Linked DNA regions of Homo sapiens: region 1 is linked to region 2. The links are chromatin loops, found by intact Hi-C in ENCODE. Cell type or tissue: transverse colon. All regions are shown on one strand. Links, peaks and the distances in the headings refer to the core of each region. The heading gives the core; the rest is flanking DNA.

Evidence for each region. A loop is a pair of places that touch in the nucleus more often than their neighbours do. Peaks named below come from ENCODE experiments on the same cell type or tissue, not always from the same donor. Only the 100,000 strongest peaks of a DNase experiment are listed, where the experiment ranks them.
Region 1: a loop joins it to region 2, with 16 times the contacts of the local background. A loop is called at or near these places in 2 of 110 quality-filtered maps.

The regions. Positions count from the first base shown.
Region 1 is chr2:127,221,955-127,230,287 of GRCh38, reverse strand. LOC124907883 (a long non-coding RNA gene) reads right to left here and starts at 3,469. Exons shown (of 2, transcript XR_007087225.1): 1 at 3,042-3,469; 2 at 988-2,576. In transverse colon, for the core only: no CTCF peak of the experiment used is centred there; a DNase peak (open chromatin) is centred at 3,477; H3K4me3 peaks cover 481 bases; H3K27ac peaks cover 617 bases; H3K27me3 peaks cover 3,710 bases.
Region 2 is chr2:127,664,133-127,672,465 of GRCh38, reverse strand. The region is part of intron 1 of LIMS2 (LIM zinc finger domain containing 2); the gene reads left to right. Among named protein-coding and RNA genes, the nearest start is that of LIMS2, 7.2 kb to the left of the region's middle. In transverse colon, for the core only: no CTCF peak of the experiment used is centred there; no DNase peak of the experiment used is centred there; H3K4me3 peaks cover 1,425 bases; H3K27ac peaks cover 7,883 bases; H3K27me3 peaks cover 6,177 bases.

The DNA.
Region 1 (8,333 bases), core at 21-8,020, 440 kb after region 2:
AGTTTCCAATGCATGAATTTGGAGGGAAATATTCAGACCATAGCAGTCAGGGCTGAACTCTGGCTCCCATACCCAGCACAATGGTCATCCCTGGGTACCCCACATTCTTGCCTAGAACATCAGTCAGCCTGGTTCACTCTCTGCCCAGGAAGGTGGGGAGGGCTCAGGTCAGGAGTTAGCCTAAAAACCAAAAGGTGGTGCAGCCTGGAGCGTGTGGGAAGACAGGCCCCTGTCCATTCTAAAGCCGAGTGCACTACAGCCTCATGCTACAGGGTGCTCAAAGCCCAGATATGCCACAGACAGATCTAAGTTTGAAGCCAAATGAAACCAGCTTTCAGTGCCCAGCTGTGTGACTTGGGCAAATAACTGCACCTCTCTGAGTATCAGTGTTCTCATCTAAAGAAGAGCGGACTGTGTACTGTTAATGGGAGGCCTGATGGCATATGATAGTGGGTGATCAGCAAATGCTACCTTCTCTTAGTCACTTAGCCTCTCTGGCCTCAATTTCCACATCTGTGCAATGGGGATCCCAGTCCTGTACCTACAAAGCCCTCAAGGTTTAATGCAGAAAAACACAGACACCAATCTCAAAGATGTCACAAAGCAGGATGGCGTGGCAGAAGACAGATGCAAAGTGATTTGGAAAGAGACGGCATGTTCTGTGCTGTGAGGTGGCCAGAAGGAGCTTCCCTGAAGGAGTGGAACTTGACCTGTCCCGGTAATGGGAGTAATTAAACAGGCAGAGAAGACACCAGACATTAATTGAGTAATGAGGAACGGTGCAGCAGGGCTTGGCAGCAGGAATGCACATACCCTGTTCTAGAATCAGTCTTCCAGGGGTCTCTCGCTTTACCAGGAAGCCATGAAGCCTCTTGTGGGCTCAATGCTGACCCATCAGTTGACTAAGATGAGATCAAAGCATGATGAAATCAGCCCTAAACGGGGCAGGAAAGCATTGAGGGAATAAAAATGTACTGTGAGTCCAGCTTTCTCACTCCTAGGTATTTTATTCATGCAAAAACCTGTACGTGAATGCTTAGAGTGACTTTATTCATCATTGCCAAGACTGGAAATAATCCACATGTGCTGAGTTGATCAGAATGATCCACAAACGAGAGTACATTCCTATAATGAAATACTACTCAGCAATGAAAAGGGACAAAAACCTGATAAATGAAATAACATGGTAAATCCCAAATGCATTATGCTAAGAGACAGAAGCCTGATTCAGGAGGTTATCTCCTGGATGATTCCATGCATAAGATACTTTGGGAAAGGCAAAACTATAGGGGCCTAGCTAGGGTTGACTACAAAAGAGTATGATGTTTTCTTTTTGAGATGGACTCTCGCTCTGTCGCCCAGGTTGGAGTGCAGTGGCGCGATCTTGGCTCACCGCAACCTCTGCCTCCCAGGGTCAAGCGGTTCTCTTGCCTCAGCCTCCCAAGTAGCTGGGACCACAGGCACCTGCCACCACGCCTGGCTAATTTTTTTGTATTTTTAGTAGAGACATGGTTTCACAGCGTTAGCCAGGATGGTCTCGATCTCCTGACCTCGTGATCCGCCCGCTTTGGCCTCCTAAAGTGCTGGGATTACAGGCGTGAGCCACTGCGCCCGGCCTGAAAAAAATTTTTGAGGTAATGGAACTGTTCTATATCTTGACTGTAGTGGTGGATACACAACTGTATATGTTTTTCACAACTCAACTCATAAAACTGTACACCAAAAAGAGTGAACTTCAAATTATACCACCGGACAAAGGACATGGGAACTGGTGTCTGGGTAGGCAAGCTCACATTCTAGTCAACTTACCTTGGTATCCACCACATACGAGGAATTCAGCAATCACAGATCACAACAAATCGATTCCAGTCTCATCAAATTCTGGGGTGTTGAAATACATCAATAAGATATTTTCAAACCTAAGTTTGATTTATATCAGAACATGTAAGGGGAGAGGAAAGAGTGTGGGACTAGGAGTTGGAAAAACTAGAGTCATCTTGGCTGCCTGCCTACTGTATGACTTGGAGCAAGTCGCTTGAATAATCTCTAGTAATTAGTCTCTGACTTGCCTTGTCAAAGGGTTGTTGAGAGGGTCGCATGAAAAGAATGTATGTTAAAATAATGTACGTTGTAAATTATAAGTATTGCACACAAATCAGGTATTGGTATTGTCATTGATCATGTGTTTTCAAATAGGGAATATAAGTATCAGAATTTAAATGACATATCCAAGAAAAGAATCCCAAGATGAAACCCCATCCTACAGCATCTCAAGTTAAAGAGTTGACACTCTCAAGACAAAACTAAAATCAAGCCTTGAATGAATTATTTTAGGTAATTTAGAAGCCATAATTATAAGAAGACTACAAATTACTTAATCTATAAAAGCCTCCGTGCTCTATTTGTTACAAGGGAATTCATTTTTTTTACAAAAGTATGTTGCTCCATGAAGTGCCTGTGTCCTCTGCGCACACCTTGTGTGAAGCATCAAGGTCCAGCTGGAGTAGGCGGGGCTGACCAGTGGGAGCTCCTCAGGACAGGGGCCAGGGCACAGCTCCTGCTGCTCTGGGCTGCACCTGCAAGATGACAGAAGGAGGCACTAGACCTTGGCAAAGTCTGCACCACAGCTGCTGTGGTCTGAATGTTTGTGTCCCCCAAATTTAATTGGTTAAAATCCTAACTCCCAAGATGATGGTATGAGGAGGTGGGTCCTTTAGGAGGTGATTAGGTCATGAGGGTGGTGCCCTTATGAGTGGGATTAGTGCCCTTATTAAAAAGGCCCCAGAAAGCTCGCTTGCCCTCCCACCACGTGAGGACACAGCGAGAAGACAGCCCCAAATTTAATTGGTTAAAATCCTAACTCCCAAGATGATGGTATGAGGAGGTGGGTCCTTTAGGAGGTGATTAGGTCATGAGGATGGTGCCCTTATGAGTGGGATTAGTGCCTTTATTAAAAAGGCCCCAGAAAGCTCGCTTGCCCTCCCACCACATGAGGACACAGCGAGAAGACAGCTGTCTGCAGCCTGGAAGGGAGCACTCACCAGAACCTAACCATGCTGGTCCCGATCTCAGATGCCCAGCCTCCAGACCTGGGAGAAATAGATGTCTGCTGTGTACAAGTTACCCAGTCTATATTACAATGGCTCAAACAGACTAAGAACAGTTTTTTTCAGTGGACAGTGAGATCATGAGTTAGTTTAACTCCTGGGAAGTAATTTGGCTAAAGTTAAAGTCATGCTTTACCATTGCAGAACAAGTTTCCATTCGGCAAAGTGTTTTGTGGTTTATTTCAATTGGTACTGGGGACTGGATTTCTTTACTTTGGTGACTCAAACAGAAATTTACTCTTAAACGTGTTTGAGTGTCGCTAGGTTCCCGCTCTGCATTGGCTTGGGGGAATCCAGCCATGAGTCAGACACCGCCCCAGCCCTCAAGATGTTTACGGCTCTCCGCTCTGGCTGGAAACATGTTAATGTAAACAAGGAAGCCTGGGAAAGAGTTAAAAGGTGACAGATCTGTCACAGACAAGAGCCTGGGCTGGGCTTGCCAGGCACCCTGCCAATGTCTACAGGGAGGAAACAGGCTGGAAAAGGGCAATTTAGTGAGGCTGTCCCAGAACTGAATCCGAATCTGCAAGATTGAGGACCACACTCTGAGCCATCTAGACAAATGCCACTTTGGAGAGAGAGAGAGAGATCGAGAGAGAGAGAGAATGAATGTGCTGATTCACAAAACTGAAAGTTACAGAGGGGGTGGTAGATCTCCTCTAGGTACAGCTGGATGGCAGGCGTCTCCTATGAGGGTGTCAGGGGTTTCTTGATTAGGTGGTCTCTGGACAGATGGCTGCCTGCAGTCGCAAGCTTCTGGGGGCCTTCAGATCGCAATCCCCAAACAAGAGCACGTCTGCACTGATTGCTCTAGCAGAAGTCCCATGGAGGACTCTGCTCCCAACAATGCCCCCAACCCCTGGATCAGGGGCCACGGGCAGCCAGCCCCATCCAAACCCCTGGGACTGACTAGCATTGCTAGGGAATGTGGGAGGAAGGCTTTCCAAATAAAGGTGAGCGAGCGAACCTCCTGTCTTCCCCTGCGGCCTTTGCTGAGGCACACCTTCCTTTCAGAATTCACCAGTGTCTCCTTCTCGGTTATCTGTCCCATCACCAGTATCTCAGAAACAGTGAGTGCCGTGCAGCACCGCCCCTACTCAGCGTCTACTAGAAATTCTCATCACTTTCCTGCAAAGCAGGTGTAGTGAAAGGCATAAAAACCCTGGAAACAGATTTGGGTTCAAGTATTAACTTTGCTCCTAACTTAACTCTTTTGGGAACATCTCTTTAACTTGTTTCTTCATCTGTGAAGGAGGATAATGTGCCCATGTCATAGAATAGCTGCGAGGACCAAATGGATTCACAGGTGCCCAGGATAGTGCCTGATGCTCAACAGATGATTAAAACGTAAGCCAATATTTCGTAAAGCCGGTCAATGACAACAATAGTTTTTCATCATGGAAAGTTAGAGATTTTTGGCAGTGAAGAAACTGCTGCTAAGTCTTTGCTGGCTCACAAATCCCACTGGAAAATGCCCACATTCTTTGTAGGAAGAAATGTTTATTTTCTGCCTCAGGTGACCAGGATTATCACGGCTTCAGTAGCAACACCCGATTCACAGAGAAGACGATCTGAGATCTCCCAGTTCTGTCTCCTGGTATAACTTTGTTTTGTTTTGTTTTCTCTCTGTTCTGCCTTTTTATTGATGACTCTGGGGAAGCAACAAGATCATACTACTAATTCTTTTTCCTTTTTACCCATTAATTCTTAAGTGGAAACCAGTCAGAGGCATGGAATTGGAGCACAGGAAGCTGGTGTGGGTGAGAGAATTTCATGCAGACCGCAGGGAAGCTTGGAAGATCATCCCTGCCCCACCGTGACCAGCAGGTCTGGGTTTCAGAATTCAGAGGCTTGCTTCCTAGAATGTCTTGTACAGCAGCTCCCTTTTCTGAGATCCAGTTTGACTAACCCTGTTCTCTTCCAGGAATATATACCCTGCATTACTCTCTGCTTACCTAACAGCCGTGACATCTCTATTCCGCGTGCTAGAGATTTATCCGTGGTCATCTGGATTGGAGTTCTGGGAGGTGGTAAAGCCTGTCTCTCGGTTTTACTTCCACAGATGGTCATTTATTGTGTATAGAGTTTATTTACCTTTCAGAGGGCAACCCTTTTTCCTATTTTGCTGTTGTCATTGGCTGTTGTTGGCTGTTGTTGGGAGAAGCTCATTTCTTCTCTATTACTGCCAACAAGCTGGTTTTCTTGAAGGAATACATCTGTACAAAATCTCCTGGTTTAAGGTCAGACAGGGACAGTGGTGCCCTCCTGTTGGAATCTCACTTCCGTTTTTCTTGCACGCTGGAAGGGAAAGGAACAAATAAATGGACAGTGTTTTCCTATTTTGGAAAAGTAGTTTTTCAGTTATTTTTTACTTATATTTAAGATTTCTTATAACATTTGATCCTTTATTCCCTCCACATTGAATCCCTCACAACTATGACAATCATTTACTTGTATTTTTTATTATTTTTATTTTTTTATTATTTTATTATAAAGGCAATATTTTTATAGAAAACTCAGAAACCAAAGTAACATTACATATGTATATTAGAGTAAAAGAAATTCTTCCAATCAGGATGACTTTTTCTATTTCTGGGTTCATATATGTTTTCCACTAATAATAATTACCTACAAAACAGTAGTAAGAAAGCAGCATACTGCTCTATTGCAGAGTTTCAGACCGATCACTTATACCAATGTACTAACACTCTAAAATAGCCTTTGGCTTAAAGGATTATAAATCCTTCTGCTATAAAGACACATGCACACATATATTTATTGCAGTACTATCTACAATAGCAAAGACTTGGAACCAATCCAAATGCCCATCAATAATAGACGTGTTGGATAAAGAAAATGTGACACTTACACATGATGCAATACTATGCAGCCATAAAAAAGAATGAGTTCATGTCCTTTGCAGGGACATGGATGACGCTGGAAACCATCATTCTCAGCAAACTAACATAGGAACAGAAAACCAAACACTACATATTCTCACTCATAAGTGGGAGTCGAACAATGAGAACACTTGGACACGGGGAGGGGAACATCACACACTGGGGCCTGTTGGGGGTTGTGGGGCAAGCAGATGGAGAGCATTACGACAAATACCTAATGCATGTGGGGCATAAAACCTAGATGATGGGTTGATGGGTGCAGCAAACCACCATGGCACAAGTATACCTATGTAACAAACCTGCACGATCTGCACATATATCCCACAACTTAAAGTATAATTAAAAAAAAAAAAAGCCTTAGGCTTAATATCATTAGAGCTTGAGGCAAATTTCAAGAACTACTATCTTTGTTTATTTATTTAATTATGGAAACTAGCTTCAGACATCAGCAGAGATGATATCCTAAGACACAGGAGAGCGGGGGAGCTGCAGGGAGCTCCAGAGAAGCCTGTCTCCATGTGTGTTTAAATCTTTCTTCCCCCTGTCTTTCTCTGTATTCTTCCTTCTCCTCTTCCTTCCTTTCTTTACTGCAGTCTTTTCCTTAATTAGCCTTCATAGAGAACCAGCTGCCTTTAAAATCATTGTTTACCTATATTGAACAGTTTAATATATGATTATTTAACAACCATCAATCATTGTTTATCTATATTGAATAGTTTCACGTCCAGAATGGAATGAATTGACTTCTACATATGCGGTCCTTTAATGATTTCTTAAGGACCAGTAGCCCTCTGCAAAACTTTAAAAGCCTCTCCTAGAGCAAGGCGATTGTGCCATTCTTCATCCTCTGCTGGCTAGCCGTGTTGCCACCCACTTCTGCCTGCTAAACGGCTCCTTTCCTCAATCCCTGCCTGAGTGCTACTTCCTTCAGGAGGACTTTCTTTTGCACTGCTCCATCCTACCCTATAACTAGATGTGATCGCTTCTTGCCACAAATTCCAATCATATTCAGTCCAGTTTTGTGACACTTATAGTAATCTGGCTTGTATTTGTGTACCTGTTTTATTCTTCAAATAGGTTATGGCCTCCTAAAGGCAGGATCAAAGTCTTACTGAGTACTTTGCAGCTATCATGCCTTATAATTAAGAGTTGCAAGGGCCGAGTGCAGTGGCTCAAGCCTGTAATCCCAGCACTTTGGGAGGCTGAGGCAGGCGGATCACGAGGTCAGGAGATCGAGACCATCCTGGCTAACACAGTGAAACCCTGTCTCTACTAAAAATACAAAAGATTAGCCGGGCGTGGTGGCGGGTGCCTGTAGTCACAGCTACTCCAGAGGCTGAGGCAGGAGAATGGCGTGAACCTGGGAGGCGGAGCTTGCAGTGAGCCAAGATTGCTCCACTGCACTCCTGCCTGGGCGACAGAGCCAGACTCCGTCTCAATAAATAAATAAATAAGAGTTGCTGAGTACTTATTAATCAAATTCTTTTCTTTTTTTACAGACAGGGTCTTGCTCTGTTGCCCAGGCTGGAGCACAGTGGCATGATAATGGCTCACTGAAGTCTTGACTTTCTGGGCTCAAGCAATCCTCCTGCCTCAGCCTCCTGAGTAGCTGGGACTATAGGCACACACCACCACACCCAGCTAATTTTTTTATTTTTATTTTTTGTAGTATCCAGGTCTTGCTATGTTGCCCAGGCTGGTCTTGAACTCCTGGGCTGAAGCAATCCTCCTGCTGTGGCCTCCAAAATTGTTGGGATTACAGGCGTGAGCCACCGCACCTGGTGTTATTAATCAAATTCTGTAAGTTGAGTAACTATAGCCTTCTTTGCGTCACTTACGTGATACTTCAATTATTCAAATGCAGTGTAGATTTTACAGAGTTGTAAAGGTATAAACTACTCATTAAAAATAAAATATTTAGCTGAGCCGGTGGCCTGCACCTGTAATGCCAGTTACTCAGGGGGAGGATCGCTTGAGCCCAGGAGTTCAAGGGCAGCCTGGGCAACATAGTGAGACCCAGTGTCTAAAAAATAAAATAAAATATTTTTATCTGGGCATGGTGGCATGTGCCCGTACTCCCAGCTCCTTGGGAGGCTGAGGTTGGAGATGGCTTGAGCCCAGAAGTTGGAAGGTGTAGTGCCCAGAAGTTGGAAGGTGTAGTGCCCAGTGATAGTGCCTGTGTATAGCCACTGCACTCCAGCCTGGGCAACACTGCCAGACCCCTCTCTGCTCTTTTTTTTTTTTTTTTTGACGGAGTCTCGCTCTGTCGCCCAGGCTGCAGTGCAGTGGCAAGATCTCGGCTCACTGCAAGCTCCACCTCCCGGGT
Region 2 (8,333 bases), core at 66-8,065:
GAAGAGCTGTGGCAAGTCTGAGGGGGAGCCGTGGGAGGCACCTGGGCATGGAGGGGCTGAAGCCCAGGAGTAGCCAGCTGGGCAGGGAGTGAAGGCAGCCCAGAGCATGGGGTGGCACGCCGTGGGAAGAGAGGGGGCTCGGCCTCAGCAGCAACTCAGGGACTTTGCAACTTACAACCACAAGATCTTTGACTATCACAGCTGAAGGGACCTCTGGCATCACCATTGTTCTACAGGGAGGATATTAAGGCCACCTACCTAGGGACCCAGCTGTCCCTGGCATTCCTGGAAATGGAGCCTGGGATGTTGACACCCACGGCCACGTGAGCTCAGTGGCTTGGCTGCATAAAGTGGAGTCCCACCCATGGTGTGACCGTCATGTGTGTCACATGTGAGGCTGTCGTATGCCTGATTGTGTGCTGAGCCCATGCTTAGTACAGCGCAGAGCAGGCTGCTAGATCCCTGCCCTCATATCCACCAATCTTGCCCCTCCTCCGGGTGAGGAGTGTGCCCGGTGGTCCCCTAGGCAGAAGGTGTCGGCCAAGGGGCAGCTGACTGCAGCTAGAGCCCTCAGCACAGCACACGAGGCTGCAGTGGCGTCAGGGGCTTAAGCAAACTGTAAAGTGGGTAACAAGTGATGTGGCTTGTGATGTGGCACCACTGAGCCCTGAGCCCCAGACTGGGCCAGGTGGCACTGCCATGGCCCCTCACCTCCTTCCTTTTTCTTCTACTTCTGGTGCTGACTGGCCCCTTCTAGCCGGCCAGTGGCATAATAGGGATGGAGGGACTGATCTGCAGGGTGTCCAGTCCCGTGGTGTGATACCCCCACCTGGGCTCATTTCAAGCCACCAACATGGCATTAACGCTTTACGGAATTCCTGAATAGTTAACAGTCAGCACTTGTGAACTGGCAAGGGACAGCCCAGGGAGCCACTGGGGAGAGGAGCCCGGGCTTTCTATCCACAGCGGGTTATCCTTCTTCTGTCTGTCCCTATCTGTGCTGTGCCGCATGCAGGCTCTTTTTTTTTTTTTTGAGATGGAGTCTCGCTCTGTCACCCAAGCTGGAGTGCAGTGGCGTGATCTCAGCTCACTGCAACCTCTGCCTCCCAGGTTCAAGCAATTCTCTTGCCTCAGCCTCCCAAGTAGCTGGGACTACAGGTGCATACCACCACAACCGGCTAATTTTTTTTGTATTTTTATTGGAGATGGGGTTTTACCGTGTTGGCCATGGTGGTCTTGATCTTCTGACCTCTTGATCCACCCACCTTGGCCTCCCAAAGTGCTGTGATTACAGGCGTGAACAACCGTGCCCAGCCTGCATGCAGGCTTAACCATCCCTTAGGTCTTCACTTCCAGGTGGGAAAGGGGCCAAGGGAGGCACTGTCACTGTCTTGCTTGTTCTGTTGAGGTGTAGCGTGTACATTTCTGAAGGTGAATATTTACTTAGATGACTTAGCAGGATGACCACCCTAGTGAGATACCTCCATGAGTGAATGCATATGTCTTGCTGAGATGAGGTGACTGAATACACATATGAACATAAAACCTACTGTGTCCTCACCCACGTCCTTGGAGGAATACACGGGAAACTCATGGAGTTGTCTTCAGCCTCCCAGCGAGGAGTCTGGTGGGGGAGCTGGCTCTGGAGGACAGCCTGTTTGTGGCATCTCTGCCTCTGTCCGTCTCTGCCTCTGCCCACTGGGCTGAGGGCACGTGCCCCAGGGCCTTGGGGAGGCAGCCCTGCCTCATAGCTTGGGGCCTCAGTTCCAGCCTCTAAGAAGCCATGTAGTTGCATTCTTCATTACTCACGTGTTTTTTAAAATCTGAGACATAGTTCACATATTATTAAATTCACCACTTTAGATTGTAAAATTCAGTGGTTTTTCGTGCATTCACAAGGCTGTGCAACCATCACCATTAATTCCAGAACATTTTAATCATTCCTAAAAGAAACCTTGTACTCATTTGCAGACAGTCCTCATTTCCCCCTCCTCCCAGCCCTGGCCACCAGTAACCTGCCTTCTGTCTCTACAGATTTGTCTGTTCTGGACATTTCACATAAATGGAGCCATATATTATATAGCCTTTTGTGCCTGGCTTCTTTCATTTATTAACAACATATTTCCAAGATTCATCCGTATATTGTAGCATGAATCAGTACTTCATTCCTTTTTCTGGGTGAATAATATTCCATTGTGCCATAGTTTGTTTCTTCCTTCATCCGTGGTAGACATTTGCATTGTTTCCACTTTTTGGCTACCGTGAATAATACTGCTATGAACATTCCCATACAAGTTTTGGTGTGAACATACATTTTCTCCTTGAATATATACCTAGGACTGGAATTGCTGGCATATGGTAACTCTATGTTAAACTTTTTGAGGAATTATCAAGCTGTTTTCCAAGTAATTGAACAATTTTACATTTATTAAATTTTACACCAGGAATGTATGAAGGTTCCAATTTCCCGACATCCTTGCTGATGCTTGTTATTGTTGTCCGGTTTAGTAGGTGTGAAGTGGTGTCATATTGTGGTTTTGATTTCCATTTCCCTAATGACTGATAATGTTGAGCATCTTTTCATGTATCTGTTGGCCACTTGTAAATCCTCTTTGGAAAAATGTCCATTCAAACTCTTTGCCCATTTTTTAAATCGGGTTGTCTTTTTATTGTTGAATTGTAAGAGTTCCTTATTTATTTGAATACTAGACACTTCTCAGACATATGATTTGCAAATTTTTTTTTTTTAAGATGGAGTCTCACTGTGTCGCCCAGGCTGGAGTGCAGTAGTGCAATCTCAGCTCACTGCAACCTCCGCCTCCTGGGTTCAAGCGATTCTTCTGCCTCAGCCCCTCCAGTAGCTGGGACTACAGGCGTGTGCCACCATGCCTGGCTATTTTTTTTTTGTATTTTTAGTAGAGATGGGGTTTCACCATGTTGGCCAGGCTGGTCTCAAACTCCTGACCTCAGGTGATCCTCCCGCTTCAGCCTCCCAAAGTGCTGGGATTACAGGCACGAGCCACCGTGCCCAGCCGATTTACAAATATTTTTTCCTTTTCTGTGGATCATCTTTTCACTTTCTTGATTGTGTCGTTTGATACACACGTTTTAACTTTTAATGAAATCCAATTTATTTCCTTATTCTTTAGTTGCTTGAGTTTTTTTTGTCATGTTTAGGAAACTATTGCCTAATCCTGGCTCATGAAATGAAAACATCTGTTTTCTTCTAGGAGTTTTATACTGTTAGCATGTAGCTATCCAGTTGTCCTAGCATCATTTGTTGATAAGACTACTCTTCGCCCCATTGAATGGTCTTGGCACTCTTGTCAAAAATCAGTTGACCACAAATATATGGGATTATTTTTGGACTCTCGAGACAGGGTTTCACTCTTTCACCCAGGCTGGAGTGCAGTGGCAAGATCTTGGTACATTGCAGTCTCAACCTCCCTGGGCTCAGGTGATCCTCCTACCTGAGCCTCCTGAGTAGCTGGAACCACAGGTACACACCACCACACCTGGCTACTTTCTGTATTTTTTGTAGAGATGAGATTTTGCCATGTTGCCCAGGCTGGTCTTGAATTCCTGGGCTCTGCCTGCCTCAGCCTTCCAAAGTACTGGGATTATAGGCGTGAGCCACTGCACCCAGCCTATTTCTGGACTCTTGGTTCTGTTCTATGGGTGTATATGTCTATCCTTACACCACTGCCACACTTACAATTTTTTAGTAAGTAAATTGTAATTTTTAAGTAAGGTGTTTTTTTTTTTTTTTTTTTTTTTTTTTTTTTTTTTTTTTTTTTGAGACGGAGTCTCACTCTGTCACCCAGGGTGGAATGCAGTGGCCTGATCTCAGCTCACTGCAACCTCCACCTCCTGGGTTCAAGCGATTCTCCTGCCTCAGCCTTCTGAGTAGCTGGGACTACAGGTATGTGCCACCACACCTGGCTAATTTTTATATTTGTAGTAGAGATCGGGTTTTGCCATGTGGGCCAGGGTAGTCTTGAACTCCTGACCTCAAGTGATCCACCTGCCTTGGCCTCCCAAAGTGCTAGGATTACAGGTGTGAGCCACTGCACCTGGCCTCTTTGTTTTTTTTTAAAGTTGTTTTGATTATTCTGTGTCACTTGCATTTTCATATAAATTTTAGGAATGCCTTGTCTATTTCTTTAAAAAAGGCAGGAATTTTAATGGAGATTGTATTGAATCTATAGGTCAATTTGATGTAGTGTTGTATTGCCATCTTAACAATATTAAGTTTTCCAATCCATGAACATGGGATATCTTTATTTAGGTCTTCTTTAATTTATATCAATAATGTTTTATAATTTCAGTGAATAAGAAGTCTTGCATTTATTTTGTTAAACTTACTCCTAAGTATTTTATTCATTTTGATGCTGTCCCAAATGGGGTTGTTTTATTTCATATTCAGATTTCTCATTGCTAGCGATTCTGGTATATTGAGTGTATACCTTGCAGACTTACTGAACTCATTTCTTATCTGTAAATAGGGTTTCTTTTTTTGAGGAGGGATTCTTCCGAGTTTTCTATATATGAGTATGTAATATGTAAATAAAAATAGTTTTACTCTTCCTTCTCAAACTAGATGTCTTTTATTTCTTTTTCTTGTCTAACTGTCCTTGATAGAATCTGCAGTGCAATGTTGAAAACAAATAGCGGACTGGAAATCCCCCTGACCTTAGGAGGAAAGCATTCATTTTCTCATCACTAAGTATGATGTTAGCTATGGGTTTTGGGTAGATGCCCCTTATCAAATTGAAGAAGTTCCCTTCTATTCCCAGTTTGTTGGGTGCTTTTATTATGAAAAGATGTTGGATTTTGCCAAATGTGTTTTCTGCATCTGTTGAGATGGTCATAGAGTGTCCTCCCTATATTCTATTGATATGGTATATTACATTGAATTTTGGATGTGAAACCAACCCTATGTTCTTGGGATAAATCCCATTTGGTCACGGTGTATAATACTTTTTATAGAGTGTTAGATTTATTGTATTTTATCGAGGACATTTGCATCTATGTGACTTTAGCATTTTATTTTGAGATCAAGATAATATTTATAGAATGAGTTGTGAAGTATTCCCTCCTAGTCTTTCTTTTCTTTTGTTTGGAAAGATTTTGTGAAGGTTTGTTGTTTTTTGTTTTTTGTTTTTTTCTCTTTTTGAGACAAGATCTCACTCTGTCACCCAGGCTGGAGTGCAGTGGCGTGATCTCAGCTCACTGCAACCTCCGCCTTCCAGGTTCAAGTGATTCTCCTGCCTCAGCCTCCTGAGTAGCTGGGATTATAGGCATGTGCCACCACACTGGTGTTTTGTATGTTTGTTTGTAGGTTTGGTGTTAATTCTAGTTAAACCTTTGATATAATTCATCAGTGAAGCCATGTCGCTCTGGCTTTACTTTGTGACAAGTTTTTTGGTTACTGTCTCAGTCTCTTTACATGTTACTGGCCTTACTAAGTGATTTGGGTAGGCTTTGTGTCCCCAACTAAATCTCATCTTGAATTGTAATCCCTATAATCCCCACGTGTCAAGGGAGAGACCAGGTGGAGGTCATTCAATCATGGGGGTGTTTCCCCCCATGCTGTTCTTGTGATAGTGAGTTCTCACAAGATCTGCTGGTTTTATAAGGGGCTCATCCCCCTTTGCTTGGTATTTCTTCCTGCCACCTTGTGAAGAAGGTGCCTTGATTCCCCTTTGCCTTCTGCCACGACTATAAGTTTCCTGAGTCCTCCCCAGCCCTGTTCAACTGTGAGTCGATTAAACCTCTTTCCTTTATAATTTACCGAGTCTCATGAAGTTCTTAATAGCAGTATGAAAATTTAGACTGATACATTTGGATTTTCTATTTCTTCTTGAGTTCGTTTTGGTAGTGTCCTTCTAGGAATCTCTCCATTTCAGTAGGTTATTTCATTTATTGGCATACAGTTGTTCATAATATTCCATTCTGCTACCTCCTTACTGGGACCACGAGCTATTATTATTCAAGGAAGCCATGGAGTTAGGGAGCAGGAATAAGGGACTAGGATAAGTTAAAACAACACAAACCTCACTGGTTTGTGTTTGTTTGTTTGTTTACCAAGATTCATCTGTTTTTCTTGACCAAATGTTCCTAGGGTTACTGAAAACCTTTGGTGGATTTGCAGAGTTCTGAAAGAGTAGATTCTGATAATTTTTGCTAGGTTTTTCATTGCTTTTATGGAGGGATGAACTTCTGGAGGTCCTTACTCCACCACTTTCTGCTGACATCACTCTCGGTGTTTTTGCAAATATCTAGAGCCAGAGCACTGAACCAAATCCCATTTGGTCATGGTGTATAATACTTTGTATAGAGTTCTAGATTCAGTTTACAGTATCTGTGGCTCCCAATCCCATCCCTGCAGCAGGACAGGCTGCAGAATGGGTGGTAAGGTTGTGCAGAGATTTGGGATTTGGGCTCAATCAGACTCTAAGCCTCTCTCAATTTCTAGCCTTCGATGTCCGCTTTTATAGTAAATATTTGTTGAATTGATTAGTACTTGGTAAACTTGTGCTTGAACTTCATTTACAGATTATGTTGCACAAAACACTTGTGGCTGTAGCCTCCTTTCCAGTGCTATATGTGACCCTTGGAGCCCTAAATAAATGTTTCCTCCTTACAGAAAACTGCGGGTCTGCATGAGAGTCCTGGATTCTAGTGTTGAGGATTTCCACATGGATGGGCTGAGTCGGGAGTGGTGAGAGGGTCTAGGCCCTATGGCATTGACTTGTAGCTGCTGTTAAGAACATTTTCGGTGTAAGTTTTCTTAAGCATTCGGCTACCTACATCAGAGAGTCAGCGGTATTCCCTATTCATTTTGGCTCCTCTGGGCTCAGCTTCTCCATGCCCTTTAGCCCCTGGGGCCACCTTTAAAAACTATTTGTTGAACTGATCAGTGTTGGGCAACTTTGGAATTGGACTACATTTACAAATTATACTGTACCCAATGCTTGTCGTCACTTGACTGCCAGGGTGCTTAATGAGTACCTCCTCCTGTTGGGACTTGCTGGGTGAGTGTGTTCCTCAGTGGCGTGTGGGCCTGGTATCTGAATGCCAGTGAGCCCCTCCAAGGCTTTCTCCCACCCTAGTTTGGGAGGATCAGTGCCCTGCTGTCTTTAGTGACGGCTGCCAGCTCTTGCTTTCAGAAGGCAGAAGAAGATACTGCTCAAGCTTTCTGACCTTTCTAGAAAGGTCTTTCAGGGAAATGGGATCAATGCTAAAGATTTCCATGAGTGCTCTGGATCTTTATTGTACTGCTGACCAGGCTTACCTTGGTCACAGTTTGGATGCCTACCGCGGGTGTTTATGAATCACAAGTAACTTTGCCAGTCTCTCTGGGTAAAAATGCGGGGTACATGGTGCCTTCCTGGTGGTTGCCACCAGGTCCCTCTGCGTCTGCTCCCCTGGAAGCTGGAGGATTGCCTTTTCTCTAAAATAAGGACCTCTTTTGGGGTGCCTGACCATTTGTTGGCCAGATCCAGAGGATCGGCTCTGCCCTGGTCTGGGTGCCCCACGGTGATGTTTGTGGCAGAGGGTCTCAGAGAAGGGAGCAAAGCAGAATGTGGGCCTGTGTGGCTCCGGTCCTCGGTTTCCTAACTGTTGGCAGGGATCCTAAAGGCGCCAGGTCCTCCCTGTCCTCCTCAGCTGACTCTGCCCTCCTCAGTGTGTCCACGGGCACAGGCTTTCCTCCTGGCAGGTGGCAGCCGGAGACCTCCTGGGTGTCCTGCCGCCACTGTGGACCTCACCTCAGTGCTGTCTGGGGCCTTCCCAGACCAGTCCCCTCCCAGCGGGACCCAACCCCCGCCAGCCTCAGCTTTCAGGAGCTGCCCCCGCGGCGCGAACAATATCCTTTCTATTTGGAGTTGACTCTGCTGCCCTTTGGAGATCCCAGCGCGTAACGTGAGCTCGCGACCAGCGCGGGGGAGGCGCCCACACGCCCGTCCCGTCTTGGTGTCTGGCCCCAGGCGGCCGCGCCTCCCCTCCGAGGTGGTCCCATAGCCCCTGCACCAGGCGGCCCGCGCCCGCGACCTCAAGGCGGCTGCCCCGCGCCATGGCGGCCCGGCTGGGTGCGCTGGCCGCGTCGGGGCTGTACCGGCGGCGCCAGCACCGGCAGAGCCCGCCGCCAGCCACGGGGTAGGTGGCCAGGGGCGGGGCGGGTGGCGGGGACAATGGCCGGAAAGCTGCGGCGGCAGGGCAGGCCTTCCCTCGGAAACCCGACCGGGGCCCTCCGACGCCGTGGGCTCTGCCCCGGCGTCGGATGGGCCCTGGGTTGGCGACAGGGTGGGCGCGTGCGACTTTATCTAACA